Regions from separate parts of the Mus musculus genome. Here region 1 is linked to region 2. Evidence: chromatin loops called from intact Hi-C (ENCODE). Cell type or tissue: heart. All regions are shown on one strand. Each heading gives the region's core, and the rest is flanking DNA. Links, peaks and the distances in the headings are about the cores only.

Evidence for each region. Hi-C counts contacts between places; a loop is a spot of excess contacts. Peaks named below come from ENCODE experiments on the same cell type or tissue, not always from the same donor. Only the 100,000 strongest peaks of a DNase experiment are listed, where the experiment ranks them.
Region 1: a loop joins it to region 2, with 2.2 times the contacts of the local background. A loop is called at or near these places in 4 of 42 quality-filtered maps.

What each region holds. Positions count from the first base shown.
Region 1 is chr7:68,281,341-68,291,327 of GRCm38, reverse strand. All of the region lies in intron 1 of Fam169b (family with sequence similarity 169, member B), which reads right to left. Among named protein-coding and RNA genes, the nearest start is that of Gm16157, 9.7 kb to the right of the region's middle. In heart, for the core only: no CTCF peak of the experiment used is centred there; DNase peaks (open chromatin) are centred at 4,607 and 5,097.
Region 2 is chr7:68,218,962-68,228,948 of GRCm38, reverse strand. Igf1r (insulin-like growth factor I receptor) reads right to left here. Exons shown (of 21, transcript NM_010513.2): 21 at 1-2,929. The coding sequence ends at 2,548. Among named protein-coding and RNA genes, the nearest start is that of Pgpep1l, 40 kb to the left of the region's middle. In heart, for the core only: no CTCF peak of the experiment used is centred there; DNase peaks (open chromatin) are centred at 5,378 and 6,918; H3K27ac peaks cover 422 bases.

The DNA.
Region 1 (9,987 bases), core at 1,110-9,109, 63 kb before region 2:
TGACTTCCATGGTGCACTGTGTCATACGTGTGCGCACACACACACACACCCCACAAATGTTAGGGTTTTGTTTTTTATTTTTAAGAAGAAAAAAACTCTGAAAACTCACCCACCAGGGAATCGTGTGAGTTAACACTCTGCACTCCTCTCAAGACTGAAAGTCTTCGTGCACATCCCCACCTCTTTCCTGCCTATAACTCCATTCCCCTGATGCTTGTTGTGAAACACTAGGTCTGCAGATATGCTCGGGATAAGCTAGTGATGACACAAGGTGGGATTCTAATGCCAGCATGTTTAGGGAAGGTGACTCTGAGCCCATGCCTGGGAGTCCCATCAGCAACCAAGTACTGTTAGAAATTTTGTAGCAGGCCAGGCAACAGTAGCACGTGCCTTTAAATCCCAATACTCAGGAGGCAGAAACAGGGAGAGCTCTATGAGTTTGAGAAAAGATTGGCCTACAGGTGGAGTTCCAGGCCAGCCATGGCTACACAATGAAACACTGTCTCAAAAGCAAAAAACAAACAAACAAATGAGGAGGAGGAGGAAGAAGAAAGAAGGAAGGAAGGAAGGAAGGAAGGAAGGAAGGAAGGAAGGAAGGAAGGAAGGAAGGGCAGAAGGGAAGGATGAGAGAAAGAAAATTTCGCAGCATTCAGGTTTATATCCCAAACTCAGCTAACAAGGGACTCTGGTCCCAGGGTGCCATTTGCCAGATGACAGAACATACCTTGGAGAACAGTGTTTGAAAAAATGCAAGAGGGGAAGGGCCCATCCCTATTACAGATGGCAAACAGGCAAGAGTCTGAGTCCAGAGTCAGACCACAAAGAACCTGCCACCAGAAAAGGCATCTGTCAATGGTGCCACAGTACATCTCTTTCCAATAAAGTAGAGAACAGAAGGTGAGGCCAATAAACACTTGGATATTTTTGTTGTTTTTTGAAAAGCATCTGATTGCCAAAATATTCTTAGCAAAGTTCTTTTTTTTTTTTTTTTTAAGTTGGAAGACAGAATGTAGAATATGTTAGAATTTTTGAGCAGATGAGCAAAGTTGTCAAGGAGGCGCTGTGGAAGGTCTGCAGGTGGCTGGCAGTGGGTTTTATTCCCTGGTGATTGACAGGCTGCCTGTTGCTCTGTTGTCGCATGATTAATATTGGCCAACTTGCAACTTGTCAATGCCTCAACTGAGAACAATCGCTTGTCCCTCATCTAAGACGGTAAAATATGCAGATGACTTTATGTGACACCCACGCAAACGTTTACATGGTCCTGGTTTTGTTTTGTAATGAAATAAGCAATATATAACACCTTGGTGTTAGGAAAGAGTTACCTGTGACTAGCTCTCATTAGTAGCTAATGCAATAGGATGAAGCAAGGGTTTGAACAACTTCATTATGAGTGTTGGTTATATAAATACAGGGTTTCTAATTCTCTCGCAGATAACTTTAGAAACTTAGCTATTGCCAGAATCTGCTAAATCTTCCTACCTTGCAGTGATAGTTCTGATATAAGAATGTTTCAGCTCCTAATTGCTGTGTGTGTGTGTGTGTATGTGTGTGTGTATGTGTGTGTATGTGTGTGTGTGTATGTGTGTGTGTGCGTGTATGTGTGTGTATGTGTGTGTGTGTATGTGTGTGTGTATGTGTGTGTGTATGTGTGTGTGTATGTGTGTGTGTGTATGTGTGTGTGTGTATGTGTGTGTGTATGTATGTGTGTGTATGTGTGTGTGTATGTGTGTGTGTGTGTGTGTATGTGTGTGTCTTGTCCTGGGTGTATGACAAAGCTCCTCTCCCTTTCCAGTAAAGCTTGGTTATTGCATGCTGTAAGTTCACGTTTCTGGGGTGCACGCTTAGCCGCCCAGGGAAGGACATTGGATGTCTTGCTCTATCAATCAGTCTTCGCTCTATTCCAGCCTCTCGATGGTTCTGAAGCTAGGCAGATGGACAGCAGTCATTCAAAATGATCCATGTTTGCACCCTCCAGTGCTGAGATTACAGGCATGTGCACAGCCACATTCAGCTTTCACGCGGGCACCGGGGTGCCGGGGTGTGCTTCAGATCTGTATGATACCAGTGCAGCAAGCGCTCTCCCCTGTAAGCCCTCCCTCCAGCCTCTAACTGCTTTTAATATGAAGGTCTTTAAGTCTTGTAACCTGAATAACAGTGCAGATGAACAGCATAAAACCATTTTTCCCCTGAGAAGAGCCAGCAAGAGGACCAAGCAGGTAAAAATGCTTGCTGAGAGTGCCTGGTGACCAGAGGTCAAGTTCTGGATCTAACTCTCAAAAGTTGTCCTCTGACCTTCACATGTGTGCCCTGGCATGTGCACACATGTGCCCTGGCATGTTCACACATGTGTGCCCTGGCATGTGCACACATGTGCCCTGGCATGTGCACACTGGCATTCACAAACGCACATAATACATACACACAGAAAATAAACTTTTAACTCAGCTTATTAAAAACAATGAATTTATGAAATTCTTAGGCAAATGGATGGAACTAGAAAGCATCATCCCAAGTGAGTTAATCCAATCACAAAAGAACACACATGGTATGCACTCACTGATAAGTGGATATTAATTAGCCCAGAAGCTTGGAATACCCAAGATCCAATTCACAGACCACATGAAACTCAAGAAGAAGGAAGATCAAAGTGCAGATACTTCGATCCTTCTTAGAAGGGGAAACAAAATACCCATGAAAGGAGTTACAGATACAAAGTGTAGAGCAGAGACTAAAAGAATGGTGGTCCAGAGACTGCCCCACCTGAGGATCCATCCCATATACAATCGCCAAACCCAGATACTCTTGTGGATACCAACAAGTGTTTACTGACGGAAGCCTGTTACTGCCATCTCCAGAGAGGATCCACCAGTGCCTGACAAATACAGAGGTGGATCCTCGCAGCCAACCATAGGACAGAGCACAGGGTCCCCAATGAAGGAGCTAGAGAAAGGACCCAAGGAGCTGAAGGGGTTGCAGCCCCATAGGAGGAACAACAATATGAACTAACCACTACCCCCAGAGCTCCCAGGGACTAAATCACCAACCAAAGAGTACACATGGAGGGACGCACGGCTCCAGCTGCATATGTAGCAGAGGGCGGCCTAGTCAATGGGAGGAAAGGCCCATGGTCCTGTGAAGGCTCTATGCCCCAGTGTAGGGGAATGCCAGGGCCAGGAAGCAGGTGTGAGTGGGTTGGTGAGCAGGCTGTGGGGGGAAGGGATAGGGGATTTTCGGAGGGGAAACCAAGAAAGAGGACAACATTTGAAATATAAATAAAGTAAATATCTAATAAAAAAATCCAATAACAAAGAAAAATAAACTTTAAAAAATATATTATTTGAGACTGTAGCATTCTGTTCCTTTAACATTCAAGGAAGTGTCATATTCAGTGACATATATGGAATCCCTGAGAAGGAGGACAGAGAACAGGAAATAGCATCTCCAGTAGCTACTTCTATATGAATAGAAAGGCCTCCCGGTCACAGCTGCTACAAGTGCAAGTTCCTCACCCATGAGACATGGAGCCACTTGGTCCCAGCTGGTCACCTGTGAGGTTACTATTTGTCTGGGCTTTGCTGGAAAGGGAGAGGGGGTTTGTCATACCCACAGGACAAGACAGAAAGCCTGAGTCTGTATATATGTATGTGTATATACACACACACACACACACGGTTGTGTGTATATATACATACATATGGTAGAGAATAAAGTTTATTTAGGGCATGGGAAGTAGAATTGGGAGGAGAGTAGAGGCAGAGAGAAAGGAGAGAGACAAGAGGAGTAGAGGCTTGCCAAGACCATGTAGAGAGAGGGGGGAGAGGAATAGGGGGAGAAAGGACAGAGAGGAATAAGGTAAGAGGGAAAGAGAGTAAGAGAGCAACAGAGTAAGAGCAGAAAACCCCAGTCTTAACATTCTGAGTTTAATCACTAAAAACATGAAAATACCCTAGTATCAGTAAGACGGAGCGTGTGCGTGTGTGCATGTGTGTGTGTGCATGTGCGTGTGTGCGTGTGCGCGTGCGCGCGCGCGCGCGCGTGTGTGTGTGTGTGTGTGTGTGTGTGTGTGTGGCAGTCCTGAAGACGGAAAAGGAGCCCTGTGGTAGGACAATTGCTCAGCGTGGAACTAGAACCACATATCTCCCAGGACCCAAAGGACAAAGAAAAATAACCTCTCACCACTGTGATGCATTCATTGTATGCCAATAGATGACAGTTCTCAGACCCAACCAAACATCAGGGCTCTCCTAGTGACTTCAGGCACTTCTATACAAAAACCACATCCCCTACGGGTCTTCACCTGTTACATTTTAAATAAACTTCTGAAGAGGAACAAATGGCTTTCTAGCCTGCATGTGAGTTTCGTGAAGAGCAAGTGGGTAGAGAGGAAGGAACCCAGAGTCTCAGTGAGGAAGCCGGGTTATGGACTCAGCTGCAGCCCCACTGCTCAAGAACTTGGCTCATCGTTCTGATGGGCAGCCCCTGAGAATAGGTGGAGTTTGTATTAGTCGGGGTTCTCTAGAGTCACAAAACTTACTGGAATGACTAACAGTCTGCAGTCCAACTAACCCAACAATGGGCAGCTGTGAATAGGAAGTCCAAGAATCTAGAAGTCGCTCAGTCCCATGAGGCTAAGTGTCTCAGCTGGTCTTCTGTACAAGCTGGAATCCTGAAGAAGGTTCCAACAGATGTGCTGGCCAGCAAGTGCAAACTGGCGAAGAATAAACCCTTCCTTCTTCCATTGTCCTTCTGTAGGCCTCCAGCAGAAGGTGTGGCCCAGATTAAAGATGTGTACCACCAGGCCTGGACCTAAGCTTTTTTTTTTTTTTTTTTTTTAATTCAGAGATCCACTTGCCTCTGTCTCCTGGAATTAAAGGCGTGTACCACCTTGCCTGAGCCTAGCCCATCATGGCCACTGTTCCTCAAGATCTGGATCAAAGACCTGTCTCTTCCAGTTCCAAGATCTGGATCACAGGTGTGCCCTCTGTTTTTGGATTGCAGCTCATTCCGGGTGGAGTTGACAAGCAGGAACAGCCATCGCAGAGTTCAACAGGCTCCTCTGACCTGAGAGGATTTGCTAAGGGGAAACATCTGCTTCTCAACAACTGGAAGCGCACCTCGATAACTGCCTTTTACAGAGTGCCAGACTTGTGTGTCTAAATTAAGGCTGAGAAGTACAGGAAGCAGAATGCTGATGCTTGCATGGAGTTACTGTTACTGTGTTACTGTGACGGAATAGAAAGGAAACATGATATCTTGTGGGGGTTTTTTGGATAAACAATGTTTCTAAAGTATGAGAGGATGGGGGAAGGGTAGTGGTGTGTTTTCACGTGATCACATCAAAGTCCTGGTGAAACCTCACACTGGCAGAGGGACCCAGTTTCCAAAGGGCTTTTACGCGTACAACTTGTGTGAAATGTGTATCAACCCCACAGAGTCCATAAAGCACAGTGCACTGACCGTTTGTCCAGTGAGGGAAAAGAGATTCAAAGGTTAATTAGTAATGAAGTAAAAACTCAAATCCAGACCTTGAGATTTCCTGCAGAGCTCTGATGACTCGCCTCCCACCATTTTAAAGCTTTTTATTTTGTAGGTATTAAGTATTCGCCTACATCTATACCTGATGTCCACAGAGGCCAGAAGAGGGCATGAGAACCGCTGGGACTTGGGTTACAGATAGTTACGAGTCAGGCCAGGTGCTAGGAGTCAAACCCAGGCCCTCTGCATCAGCAGTGGTTAGTCTCAACAGTCGAGCTAGCTCACCAGGTCTCCCTACTAATTAATATTGAATCAACCACTCACTTTAAATGTCAGTTCATGGCGGCCCTAGTTCTGAGGATGCTGAACTTGCAAACTATTCATAGAAACACTGGTCACAAAAGACCAAAGCAAAAGGCAACTCCAGCGTCCACTGGCAGAGGAGAGGTGCTCTACACACACAGCATGGGATGTAGTTCAGCTTTAAAAGGGAAGGGAATTTAGGGGCAACTGACGTGAACAGAACTTGAGGCCACTGCACTGAGGGCAATAAGCCAGTCATAAAAGAAAAAAGGAATATTCTACTTCCATTTTCATGGGCTACCTACACTAGTGCAAGTTCTTCAGCTACACTGCCGCTGCCTTCAGACACAGCAGAAGAGGGCATCAGATCTCATTACAGATGGTTGTGAGCCACCACCTGTTGCTGGGATTTGAACTCAGGACCTCTGGAAAAACCAGTCAGTGCTCTTAACCACTGAGCCAGTAAATGAACTTCACCAGGCGTGGCCTTTAATCCCAGCAATCCGGAGGCAGGTGGGTCTCTGAGTTCAAGGACAGTTTAGTCTACAGAATGAGTTCTAGGCCAGGCAGGGCTTATTACACAGAGAAACATTGTTGCAGGCAGGGGAGGGGGTTGGACGGAGTATCTGGCCTCTGCCTTCAAGTTTAGTTTTTAATGGGAATCACAATACATCTCCATAATTATTTCAGATAGTTTCATTGTGGTTACCATTTGGCCATGTACAGTTGTGGGACTGTAAGCACATCTGTACCACTGTGCCGTCCTCACTACTCCTCCCCCATCTCAGACCGAAAGAGCACCCTCCACATTCCGGATTCTAACACTTCTCCAGCGCCCTGCAGCCAGTACACGCCCCAGCTCCGGAGTTTGACTATTAAGGTACAGTCGTCCAAGTGGGACCACCCAGCCTTTGCCATTTGCAGCTGACTCGTTTCATTAAGCACACTGGCTTCAGAGTTCATCCCTGTTGTAGCTGCACTTCTTCATTCACAGCCCAATGAAGACCTTTGTTGAGAACATTTTGTCACAAAGGGCACTTCAGTTGTTCTCCATCTCTTACATATGAAACATGTTACTTGGAGGTACAAACACTGTCCAAGTTCCTGCTTGTGGTCCTCCAGTCTGTACATCCAGAAGAGGAATTACTGGACCATATGGTAATTCTGTTTAATTGTTTTCAAAACTTCCATAGCAGGCTTTTTCCTCCCTTCCTTTCTTCCTCTCTGGTAGCAGTAGTGAAGACTGAAGCCCAGAACTCTGGCATACTAGACAAGCACTCTGCCACAGAACTACAGCGCTTACCTCTCCACATCAGGCTGTAAAGATTTTACACTCCTGTCAACAAGACACAAGAATTCCAGTTTCCCCCCATCCTCAGCTACACTTGTATTGTCTGTCTTGTTGGTGTTTTATGGTAGCCACCCAGTGGGGCGGAGGGGATAGCAGCCTGTGGTTTCCACTTGTGCTTTCCTGATGGCTGGTAACGTAGAGAGAGCATCATGTTTCCGGTGCTCACCAGTACATCTTCTTTGGGAAATGTCCTCTCAGGTCTTTTGCCAATATATTCTTAGTATTTGACGTCAACTTTGAGAATGTTGCAAGAAATGGCAAGAAGAGAGAAACGGATGTGTGGAAAGAATGCTTACTGGTTCATCCAGAGCACACTGTGGTAAGTAAGGGCCAGAGTCAGAGACATTTCACAAAGTTCAGGCAAGCGCAGAGACAGCTTAGAGCAGAGATGGCGGTGAAGGTGACAAGACAGATGACACATGTGAGCCAGGTTTTGGCACGCTGATGTACTTTAATCCTTCTTTCCAAAAAGGCCAATGAAATTCACTGGGCAGCGTTCAATTGTGGTGGCTTCATGAACTAACCCAGGAAGCAGCCTAAGTCAATCATGGTTCTAGCGTTACCAGAAAGTCAAGGAGCATACCAACAGAAAACTAGGATGTCCAATCCTCTAAATTATGAAATATCTTACTGGGCTGGTGAGATGGCTCAGTGGGTAAGAGCACCCAACTGCTTTTCCAAAGGTCCGAAGTTCAAATCCCAGCAACCACATGGTGGCTCACAACCACCCGTAATGAGATCTGACGCCCTCTTCTGGAGTGTCTGAAGACAGCTACAGTGTACTTACATGTAATAAATAAATAAATCTGTAAAAAAAAAGTTTCTTAAAAAAAAGAAATATCTTACTAAGGTATTCTAACCAGTATAAGCTAAAAGGCATGGGAAGCCTTCAGAAGGAGAGCTTCCACATAGTGCATTGAAAACTGCTGAAAGCCAAGTGCCACCACCTTCTTCAGTATTCAGTCACTAGTGCTTCTGGGCTAAAGATAAGGGTACCAGGCTCGAGGTCATTAGAATCTGACCTGTAAAACTCCTCAAGCTCCTGGGCATGGTGGTGCATGTCTTTAATCCTATCACTCAGGAAGCAATGGTAGAGTGACCTCTATGAATTTTCGGCTTTGCTGATCTGTGTAACAAACTCCAGGCCAGTTGGCGCTACATAATGACACCCTGTTTCAAAACCAAAGTAAACAAACAAAACGACTAGGTGAAAAAAAGACCCTGAGCATACGGTGAAGCAAATACCATTGAAGAGGCAGACAGACTATATATGGCACACTGAAACCACAGGCTATAGGAGATGCAGATGTTAAATGTGACCGGGGAAACAGTAAGAAACAAAGGGCGCCGAGACCTTTCACGTTGCCCAGTAAGAATTGAGGAGGAAAGGGAAGTAGAATTTCTAAAACGGAACATCTTAGCTGAGTCATTGACCCAGAACACAGCAGAGAGAGAGACACAGCTGGTACACTTGGAAAGTAAAGAGAAACCAAGCACAGTGGCGTGAGATACGGGATGCTGTGGCAGACTAATTAAACTTCCAGGAGGAGAAGACGAAGGAAGAACCCAAACGTGAAGAAAACGTAGATGAGTTAATGATGACACCTACTCTTAGATTCTGTAATCTTAACCAATCCCTCACCTAGACACACTAGTCACACTGCAAAACAGCACACTCGCATGTGCGCGCACGCACGCGCACACACACACACACACACACACACACACACACACACACACGCACACCTGGAAGCATTCGGGAAGAAAGGACAGATCTACAGATCTTTCCACTTGGCTGCTAATAAGTGGACAGCTGCCTTCTTCACAAAACTCTGGAAGGCAGGAGACAATGGAATGCCTTTTTTTTTTTTTTAGATTTATTTATTATTATATCTAAGTACACTGTAGCTGTCTTCAGATGCACCAGAAGAGGGCGTCAGATCTCATTATGACCGATGGTTGTGAGCCACCATGTGGTTGCTGGGATTTGAACTCAGGACCTTCGGAAGAGCAGTCGGTGCTCTTAACCACTGAGCCATCTCTCCAGCCCGGAATGTCATTTTTAATGAGCTAAATAAAGGTAAATAACATTCCTCCTCCTTCTAGCAAAAACAACTTCCAAGACATCAGATGAAATAAAGAAATATTAGAAACATATCATTCAAGAGTTTGCTGTGAGAAGACCTCCGATATAATTATTTCTTAGGCACATTAGCATATAGGTAATTGACCTCTAGAAGAAAAGGCTCGTTAGGAAGCAATGGGGACTGGGAAACAATAATAAACTCGGATAGAGTCTAAGCTGATGTGCTGATGTTGACCATACGACATAAAACATTTTAATTTAAGGAACAAGAAAAAGTTAAAGCTTCAAGGGCAGTGTATGTGTGTTTGGTATTTTTCTCATGGCTGGGACAAACTACCTGACTAAAGAAGTTTCAGGAAGGATTTTAGTTCAGCTCATAGCCTGAGGACAAGGTCTACCTCGGAGAGGAAGAGATGTCCACAAGAACACAAGAAAGAATACAAGAACAGCTCCTGTCGGCAGGAAGGGGGGGAGGGAGGGGCTGGTCACACTGTACCCAAGCTCAGCAAAGAGAAAGAAATGGATGCTTGCCACCAGCCACTTTCTGTTTCTCAGTCAATCCAAGCCCTCAGTCTGTAGGACGGCACCACCCACACTCAGGGCATGTCTTCTCTTCAACTAAGTCTCGCTGGAAACACCCTTACAGACTTGCTCAGAGATGTGTATCCTAGGTGATTCTAAATCTAGTAGAGTTGACAATGAACCATCACCGCATATGAGCTGGGGAGGAAACAATAGGGAGAGAACTTCTGAAGGCCCCTAACTCATT
Region 2 (9,987 bases), core at 1,269-9,268:
CTTCTTAATAAGCTTCCCCCCTCCTTTTCCCTTTAAGGGCAGAGGCTAGGAAGAGCCACAAGCCTGAACCTACAGACAAGCCAGACAACTCCAGCTTTCCTTCCTGCATCTAATCTCCAGTCACAACTGCAACCATCATCATCCAACAGTTTTCCTACTCCTAATTTAAATATTTCCACCCAGAAGCATCTCTCGCGCTGTCACTGCTCTGGTAAGAAGTGCTAAATCGAAACAAGACAGGACCCCTCCCCCAACCCCACTCCAGGGGGAGGGGCCTCCAAGCCCAGAGCTCCGGGATTCTGGTTAAGGAGGAACAGCAAGGGGCTCTAGGGCCACTGTAGGGTCAGCTCTACTCCACTTTGGGATTTCCGGCCCGGGAGTGGGCTTTATAGCACACCCACTAAAGTTGCTGCTCCTGGCCATGGGGAGTTGGTGTCTTACATCTTGCTCCCAGGGAGGCCACCCCTTCAGACAAGCTGGTTCTAAAGACAGGTGGGCCTGCTTGTGAAGGAGGTGGCAGATGGGCCACTGGACCAGCTCTGCTGCATCCTGGGGACTCAGCAGCTATTGTGTGTGTGTGTGTGTGTGTGAAAGATCAAATATTCATTTAAATAATAATCCAATGACTATTGTCTGCAGTTAAAACTGCTATTGTATTCCCAAATTGGGGTGTGTGTGTGTGTGTGTGTGTGTGTGTGTGTGTGTGTGTGTGAACCAAAGCAAGGAGAGAAAGCAAAGTGTGACTTTCAACAACAGGGACTAGAAACACTAAACCAGGATGTGTGGGATTTTTAACCTTTTTGTTTCTGACCTGAGTTTGTGGCATGCCTTGCCCTGGAGCAGATGCTGTGTGCGGGGAAGCAAGGAAAGGAGAGAGTAGGGCCCAGGAGTCTGTGGGCTCTGGACTCCCACCCTCCCCACTCCCTCACCTGTGACTGTGCTCACAGAGCCTATGGGTTAGAGGGTAATGAATGGGGCTGCAGGGAGCAGGGGAAGGGAGATGTATTTATAAAAAAGGCATCAAACAGTTCACGGCAAGTTATGTCCTAGAAGCATCAGTTGCCGGAGAAGAGGAAGAAAAACCACACTCTAGTGATAAGCAGAGGAAGTTTCTTGGAGTGAGCAGAAAGGAAGAAGGGGTAGACCTGAAAGTTTCATAGATTAAATCCACAAAGATAAAGAACAAAAAAAAAATAGCAGCTTTTCTTTTCCTGTACAGATGTATAGATGAATATCTGAACTGTAAAAAAGTTATAAAACTGACATTAAAGACGATGTGTATGCAAATGTTTCACGGTCTAACATAGAACTGAGAGACCCATGAAGAAGTCCTAGTAACAGACCATGTGAAAGCTCACACTGCTTGGATCCACTGCCTGGGCGGGCGGCTCCAGGCTGCTGTGGCTCTGAATCCCTTCCTCGAACATCCATAACCAACAGCCAGGCCGAGTCCCCGGAACCCTTTCGAGTGTGTGGCCCTCAGGGGAGGGGCAGGAGGGAGGTCGGGGAGGGGGACGAGGCTGGTGTGAGGACCACCTTGACCCACAACCTGACCTTCAAGCTTGCCCATGGCCACTTCCTCCAGAATTCTTGGGGTGCTGTGGGTGGGGGAGGGGTGGAGAACCAGTTCTGCTTTCCCCTTCTTCAAGGAGGGCGAGTTCCATCTTGTCCAGTTCTCCCAAACGGTAACCATGCAACGAGACCCAGGAGATGTGGGCTGGGAGAGCCGGGCACAGTGGGGGGCCTCAGCACGTGTCTCTCAAATGTTATCATCAACCAGACACCATGGTTCATCCCACGCCTCTGGACAAAGGGAAATCAGCGCAGGGAGTATATGCGTGTGAGAAAAACCAAACCGAAAACAGGATTTTGGCAAAAATGGCAGCGTGAAAAATGATAGCCACGGATGAACAATGGCCCTTTTAAATTTTGGGGTGACCCTAAAAAAGGTTAAAAAAAATTCCATCTCAGTGTGTGAATTTTTTTTCTTTTTCTTTCCTTTTCTTTTTTTTAAAAGACCTACGGTGTCAGGCAGGTGTATGCGGGGTGATGAGGAGCCCCAGGGGCAGCCATTAAGTCAATCTGATTTTTTTTTTTTTTTTAAAAAAGAAGGCTTCCCAGATGGGCGTTCACAAACATTTTTCCACTGTAAAGCAGAAAAGAGAGAAAGGAGAGCGTGGAAGTGGAAGGGGAGAGGGCAGAGAGGGAAGGCAGAGGAGAGAAAAAGGCAGAGAACGAAGAGACTCAATTCTCGAGTGTCCTGTTGCTATTAAGTGTTGTCATTAAGGTTTGCAGAGGCCCATGTCAGTTAAGGGTTCGGGTAAAGGAAATAAAAAGCTGCTTGCATATTGAAAAAAGGAAGGTCCCAAATGTGTTTACTGCAGAGAAGCCGTCTCCCGTGGGCAGCAATGGCAGGTCTGAAGATCCACTGAGGTACAGGAGGCTTGTGAATAGATTGTTACAACCTGCTCTCCCCTCCCCGCCCCCCCGCCCACCGAGTGGGCGCACACACGTTACTGTTGGCGCGTGCTTCGGTGTGTCCGAGGATCAGCAGGTCGAGGACTGGGGCAGAGGCAAGGCCCTCTCGTTGGCGCGTCCCCCGTTCATGTGAGCGTAAGGCTGTCTCTCATCAAAACTGGCGCGGAGAACGAGCACGCCAGGGCCCGGGCCATTCTCAGCCTTGTGTCCTGAGTGTCTTTCAGGCAGAGGCAGGGAGGCTGAGGAGGCCGAAGGGTCCAGTGGGACGCTCTCCATGTTCTCAGGCTCCATCTCCAGCTCCTCTGGCTCGGGAGGCTTGTTCTCCTCGCTGTAGTAGAAGGAGACCTCCTGGAAGCTGGGCTCCATCTCATCCTTGATGCTGCCGATGATCTCCAGGAAGGAGGGCCGCATCTTGGGGTTATACTGCCAGCACATGCGCATAAGTTCAAACCTAAGGGAGTGATGGGGAAGAAAGGAATGAGCTGCCAGAGAGACCCAGAAGAACTGTACCACCTCTGCACTCTCTGCTTCCCATCTGGATGCCTCTGGCATCCTGCCATGTATCTTGCCCAGAACCCAGGCCCAGCCACAGTGCCAAGCCCAGACTCACTTCAAGTCTTGGTTCACCGATTCCACCATGGACGGTTGTATTAATGATAGCACTGCTAAGAGATAAAACCCACTTCCTGTCTAAGCACCTCTTCTGGCCACACATTAACCAGAAGAGGAAACCTCTCTCTCTCACTAATGAGAATCACAGCTTTCCTGACAGGCACCATTCTCTGTATCTCACACCAGGGCTATTTCTAAGTTTCTTCCTGGCACCAGGGCGCCCCTGGCAGTGGGCCTGAGGGAGGAGGCGGCAGGGGTGCTAGACAGACGGAGCACATATCCCAAGCTTGCTATCTCACGCCAGCACCTGCTCACTGAGGATGTCCCATGAAGGAAGATCCCTGTCTTGAAGATGTAGGATGCCCAGGAGCAGAGTTCTAATAGAAACTTCAAGTCGGATGCCAACGAACCAAGGGAAGTCCTAAGCATCATTTTCTTCTACAAACAAGGCCAAGGTAAAAACAGTATAAAGCCCATGACGTACCTCCATCACTCCCACAAGGTCACAAACCTTTGCAAAGCTTCCTCGTCCTCGAGAGTTACATGGGCCAGCTGGCACACAGGACAGAAGAGAAAGGCTGCTCATGCAGCCACCGTCCTGACCAGCAAAGGCCTGGGAGTAGACAGTGGAGGAGACCCTAAGCAAGTGAAGGTGTGTATTGCTGACACGTGCAAGGCCATGTCAAGGACCCCAATGCCCCAGTCCCATGGGAGTGGCAAAGTCTACCCCAGTGATGCTTGCTTAGAGAGATGGTAAAGCCTTCCCCTGAGGTCCGAGTTGCAAGTGCTGACAGTGTGTGCAGAATATGTCCACTGTCACGTCCTTCCCCTGGAAGTTTACAGCCTCAAGACGGCTTCCCTGCAGAGATGGCTAAACCTGCCTCCATGTTCAGCTGTATATAATAATCCTGCTTCCTTGTTTATCTGCATGCAGTAATCTGCCTCTCTGTTCAAATATATACGCTAAACATACTGAGCTTCCAGAGCCCAGTCCACGCAGTCCCCGTTTCTCTATACCCAAGTGCACACTCTTTGTTCATTCCCTTGATGCCCTCGTCAAGTCATAGTTCTGCAACCCAGGCCATGCAGTGAACCACACCTGGGCTCTGACGGATGGACAGACACACAGGCCCGACAGAAAACAAGGACAGGGTGGTCATGATTCTGAGGGAAAGGGGTACCTAGCAGCTCTCAATCACAGGCGTGTGAGACCAAAGCACTCTCCACCTATGCTCCTCCAGGAAACTGTGTTTTATAAAAACTCCTGGCTCAACAGACGCTTTACACTAAAACCCACAAATGGAAGTTCGAACATATAGGAATCTCAAAGCACCCTGAACAGGCTTCTAACATTCTACCAGGCTGATCACTGGGCCACCAGGACACTTCTTTACAAAGCAAATAATCCCACAGGGGTAAAGGCGTGTGAAAGCAACCTATTGGTAGGCATGAAGTTGCCTGTGCAGAGAAAGCCACTCTTGCCCATCTGGCCAGCTTCCTTGGACTCTGTAGGATCAAGTCAGGCCAGGTGGAAGGTAGTTATCTTAAAACTGAAAAAAGGTGCATTGGAGATCCACCTCCAAGAATTAAGCACTCTGGAGGCCCAGGGTGAAGCCAACCAATTACAGCGGAGCCAGGTGCAGCTTGGAGCCTGTTGTTAGCGGAATTGTACCAGAGCAGAGCTGGTTACACAGCACCTGTGGCTGTTTCTAAGCTCCTTTGTAGGCTGAGTAGTTGAGACAGCGGCTGTTTAGCTAGGAACCTTACAATATTTACTGCCTACTCCTCTGGAGGTAAAGAAAAATCCCAATTAAGTGGCCAATGTCTCGACGGAGGAAAACAAACTGGACCAAAGACCAGGCTAACTAGGTATTCTCACTGGCTCTAAGTGACTGGTCCTAGTGGCACATGACAGGTTGCAGGTAGGTACTAAAAGCTCTAGGCCCGGGAGTCACGTCAGTCCCCGAGAGCCAGAGATGTCTCTTTACTCCAATGATTACAACACATCCTCATTGTATGCATAAGGGAAAAGCACCAACCACAGCATTTGATCATTTGTCTGAAGTCACACAGGGAGTGAGCTGGAACGGCGTGAGGCTGTCAGACAATGCAGCTTTACTGTAAGTAACCATGGTCTTGCTAGCAGACGGCGCTCTCCCGACTGTCTACAGACAGTCAGATCTCCTGAGCCGGCTTGCTCTGGTTAGCTGCTGCAGAAGCTTGTTCTCCCCGGTCCCCATCATTTCCCGAAGGATTAATCGGAATGGGAAGCAGACACAAGGAGCTTAGCTCCGTGGCCAGGCTGCAATTTCCTCTCTGGCTGACAGGCCTAGCCCTGAATAGAAAAGTGCAACCGGGGGCAAGAACATGAGATGTGTCTGGCCCCAAGCCCCGTGGCCAGGGGTGGGGGGTGGGGCTGAGGAGGTGCCACGGGCAGGGTAGGGATGAGGTGACATCAGTAAAAACAAGCCATGTGATGCCTCTTTTAAATCATCCCAGAGTCAGCCCTTCCAGGGCTGCCCATAAAAGGAAGTCTTTTTTGCTCTGTGCGATTTAAGACCTTGTTTTTTTTTTGTTTTGTTTTTTTTAAATACTCTTTCCACAAGAAAACTCTCCAGTAGACTCTGGGATTAATAAGCTGATAAAATGCTCCCTCTAAAAAGCACACTTTAAAACCACTGGACAGCTCTGATGAGCTGGAGCCGCGATTTACAGAATATGTCCCTCTGTGAAGGTGCACACCTATCCCTCTAGAAGTGAGTGCTATCCTGGGGTGTACGCCCACCGCTATGCCCATTCCTCACTTGGCTTCTGAGCCCCCAAGCACACCCCGTGTCTTCAGCTGGACAGGCTGCCATCTATGTGAGGCACTGGCAAACTGAAATATGCCCAGGACCTCATGTATACAGTACCCCTGCTGCCGCCTGTTAGTACTGTACCAGGTAGTAGTGACTCTTAGCAGGGATCAGACTTTCAGAAGGGCCTACGGGACTGAGTGGGTCCTCCTCTAGCATCTCAAGCAACTAAGGTTGTTTTAGGGCCAGGACCTAGACGGGGATGCTATATAGCCCAGTTGCTGGCACACAGTCGATGCCAGGGACCGTCCAGCAGACACTGTCACCTGCCTGTGATGACTCTATTCAATTTATCTCGACAAAACCAGACTGGGATTCCCAGCCTCCTGGGGGTGGAGAGGAAAAGTACAGAAGTAGTCAGATTGGACTGAGTATGTCTCAGCTGCATCTGAGCTGGTGACGCTCGGCTAGTAAAACGTTCAAGTTCCTTCCTGAATCCCGCATCCCGAAGACTTGGCATGTGAGCTCTGGAGATGTTAATGGATCAAATGGATCAATTCTGTGGCTGAGCTTACATCGTCGTCCCATTCTGCAGCACGAGGGCTGGAACCTGTTTCAGGATCTCCAGGTTCCGTGAACTCTGGGACTGGCCCCTGACCTCAGCAGGGTTCACTGACAAATCTGTGTCCAAAGCCCTGAAACCCAGGGGTAAAGATGGGAATGATAGGCTCCCCTGACCCAGCCTCACAGAATTTGCTAGATCAATTCAAACTGAGCTATTGCACTGACAGTCAGACCTGGATACCCTGGTGTTTGGTGGCAGCCTTTCCTCTAAAGCTAGAACACTTTGTAATACACAAGGCTGGATACTTAGCTACTCCTGAAGCAGACTGGTTCATGTGTAGGGACGACGAGACCAAAGCATGGCCAGAGAAAGGGCTGTTCCTGCCTCAGAACCACACCATGGAAGTCCTTCCTCTACGTGTGAGACCCAACAGGCTTCAGACTACTCCCAAGAGTGTTTGCTTACTGTGCCAAAAAAAAAAAAAAAAAATCCTTTCACAGAACACATCTTCCTCTCATCAGCGTCTCAGCCAAATCAGGGCACCACACTCCCTACTGGAGCAGCCCGGCTCCCTTCCCTTCACTCTGTTCTTTTCTTAGAAAGGAGACCGATCTGCCAAGGGGGTTCTGAATGGCAAAGCAAAAAGGCCTCCTGAATCAATCATTTCGCATCCAAGAGCGGCCTCCGTGTGTAAGCTTCCTCCTCTCTATGCTGGGAACAGGAAGTCCACTGCCTTTCCCATAGCAGGTGGCTCCTTCCCAAGCATATTAAATTCATACCAAAAAAAAAAAAAAAAATCCAGGCAGCTGGGGATGGATCAACTTCAGGAGTTCCATGAGTTTCTCAGACAAATGTTTGCTCCAGCATAAAAGAAAAGAAAAAAACCAACAATACCTCTCCTGTGACCAGGCCCAAACCACAGGAACAAAACTCACACCTGCTCTTTTGAACGGTTTCTCAGCTCGTGAGACAGTGCTGATCCTGGTATCCTAACCAAGGCTGGTGGGGCACACCCTTACACAGACTCAGAGGCAGCCATGCTCCTACTCCATCCTTTCACCTTTGCCCACATACTGACTATTCTCGCAATGGACGAGTAGGACTGCCCTGCACCACTGAGGTCAAAGTAAAGCTATAACAGCACTCAGAACCCAGAGCTTCTCTAGGCAGGCCCCCTGCATCCTGTACGCCTTCGGAGGTCAGTTTAGAAAGGCCACAGTGGCAGTGTTCTCCGTGAAGATGCTGCAGGGCACAGCAGGCCACGGACCAGTCAGTGGCTCAATATGGCCTGCTGTCTATTCAGTTTTGTAAGGCCCTCCCAAGCAAGAGGGTTTTTTTTTTTTACACTTGCCAACAGCTGGGGCAAAAACAAACAAATTAACAAGTCCCCCACGCCCCACCCCCAAATAGGAGTATTTTATAAGAAGAAAACGAGAGGAATTCAAATTCCAATATAAAGTTTTAGTTGGGCACCAGCAGTAACACTGGCTGCAATCCAAGCACTAGGGGAGTTTGAGGCAGGAAGATTATCCTAAATACCTGGGCTACACTGACTCCATCCTTGTTGATTCCTGAATCATAGTGGCAGAGCAGAGGGGCTGGAAGGAAGAGTGAGCGTGCGGTCCCCAGCACCACCAATCCTCTCCAGTGTATTAGAGAAATCCTCTCAGTCTATGGAGTGGTCCACAGAGAAGCCACGGCCTCTCCCACTACACAGAACCATCACTGTTCCTACCGCCCTGTAGTAAATCCGATCTCCTTACAATCACCCCACGTACCGGAGTATCTTCATCTGCGGGAAGCCCTGCCTCTGACCAGCAGCTATCTTCTGGAGACCCTGAGCTAGCTAGTGTCACCTCATCGAGCTCCTCCTAGGTTTCATTAGAAAGCCTGTGAGATGACATTTTCAACTGTTGGAGCCTCACGGGGGACGATGCTAGCCCACACCTTGACATCTCAAGATTCAGAGTACAGTCACTAGCACCTCTCTGTGCTCTGCCCACCACCTGCACTGCACGCCCAACCTCTCCATCTGTACATTGCCTCACCATCCAAGGCGCCACGAGAGTGAGCGCTGCGCTGGGGAAGAGAAGGCCAGGGGTAGGCAGAGTCTTTTGTGTAGAAGTGAAGAAATCTTGACAACCCCCCTGGGATTCTTTCACTAGTGGAGCTGAACCTGTTTTGAAGTGTTTCTGGGAAACTGTATGGGTCCTGACATATCAGTGGGAACCTGCTTTGATGCTTAACCCCGAGATGCAGAGCAACAGCCGAGCCCCACCTTAACGTGTGCACATCAAATGCAAGTCCACTGCTCTCAACCTGTACTCGATGAGCCAATCGGAATACCTTCATGTCTTCCTTGAAACCTCACTCCAAGAAGTGCCATTCTCGGGGCTGGAGAGATGGCTCAGCGGGTAAGAGCACTGACTGCTCTTCTGAAGGTCCTGAGTTCAAATCCCGGCAACCACATGGTGGCTCACAACCATCCTTAATGAGATCTGACGCCCTCTTCTGGTGCTGTCTGAAGACAGCTACAGTGTACTTAGATTTAATAATGAATAAATCTTTAGGCCAGAGTGAGTGGGGCCGACCGGAGTGGGCAACCTTTGTTCCCAGCAACCACATTAAGGCTCACAACCATCAGTACAGCTACAGTGTACTCATATACATAAAATAAATAAATCTTTTAAAAAAAAAAAAAAGAAGTGTCATTCTCCAGACCCACTGAGCCACCAACATCAGATGACAAAGAAAGACCTCTACTCAAGAGAGTACAAATAAAAGGCCCACATGTGGAAAGATTCTTCCCCAATTTTGGCAACACCAGGTAACTTCTGAGGGGTGGAGCCTAGGAGGCTGCCAGGTCATTAGAAAGTTATCTTCAAGATTTAGGACTACAGCAGGAAGATTGTGAACCCCTTTAATGCAGGGGTTCTCAACCTTCCTAATGCTGTGTCCCCTTGACACAGTTCCTCATGTCGTTGTGACCCCCAACTATAACACTACTTTATAATTGTAATCTGCTACTGTTATGAGGCAAAATGGAAACATCTGTGCTTTCTAACGGTCTCAGGTAACTCCTGTGAAGGGGCAAGGGGTCACGACTCACAGGTAGAGAACGGCTTCTCTAATGGCTCCCTTTCACTTTCAAGCCACAAAGTGAGACTGTGCGCTCTGACACACCTTTTCTACCGTAACAGTTACCTCGCCACAAATCCAATGGACCCCACTGCCGCTCCCACACTGGGAGCCAATGTGAAATGCTTCTCCTTGTAAGCTGTTTATCTCAGGGAGTTTCTCGAGTCACACTGGCTGAGCACGGAGGTGGACGTGACACCACGTGTGTACTGCCATCGAGTGACAATTCTCACAACCAATCGATGCAGGATGTTATTTTTAACAGAAGTGGAGCGAGGCAACCATCTCACCAACCCCCCCTAGGGTGTGCCTACAAGCATGTCCAAAGAGGGATGAGCTCAACCGTGCTGTAGGTCCATGCAGCTCGAAGGGATTAAGAAGACAGCAGATGGTCTGTGA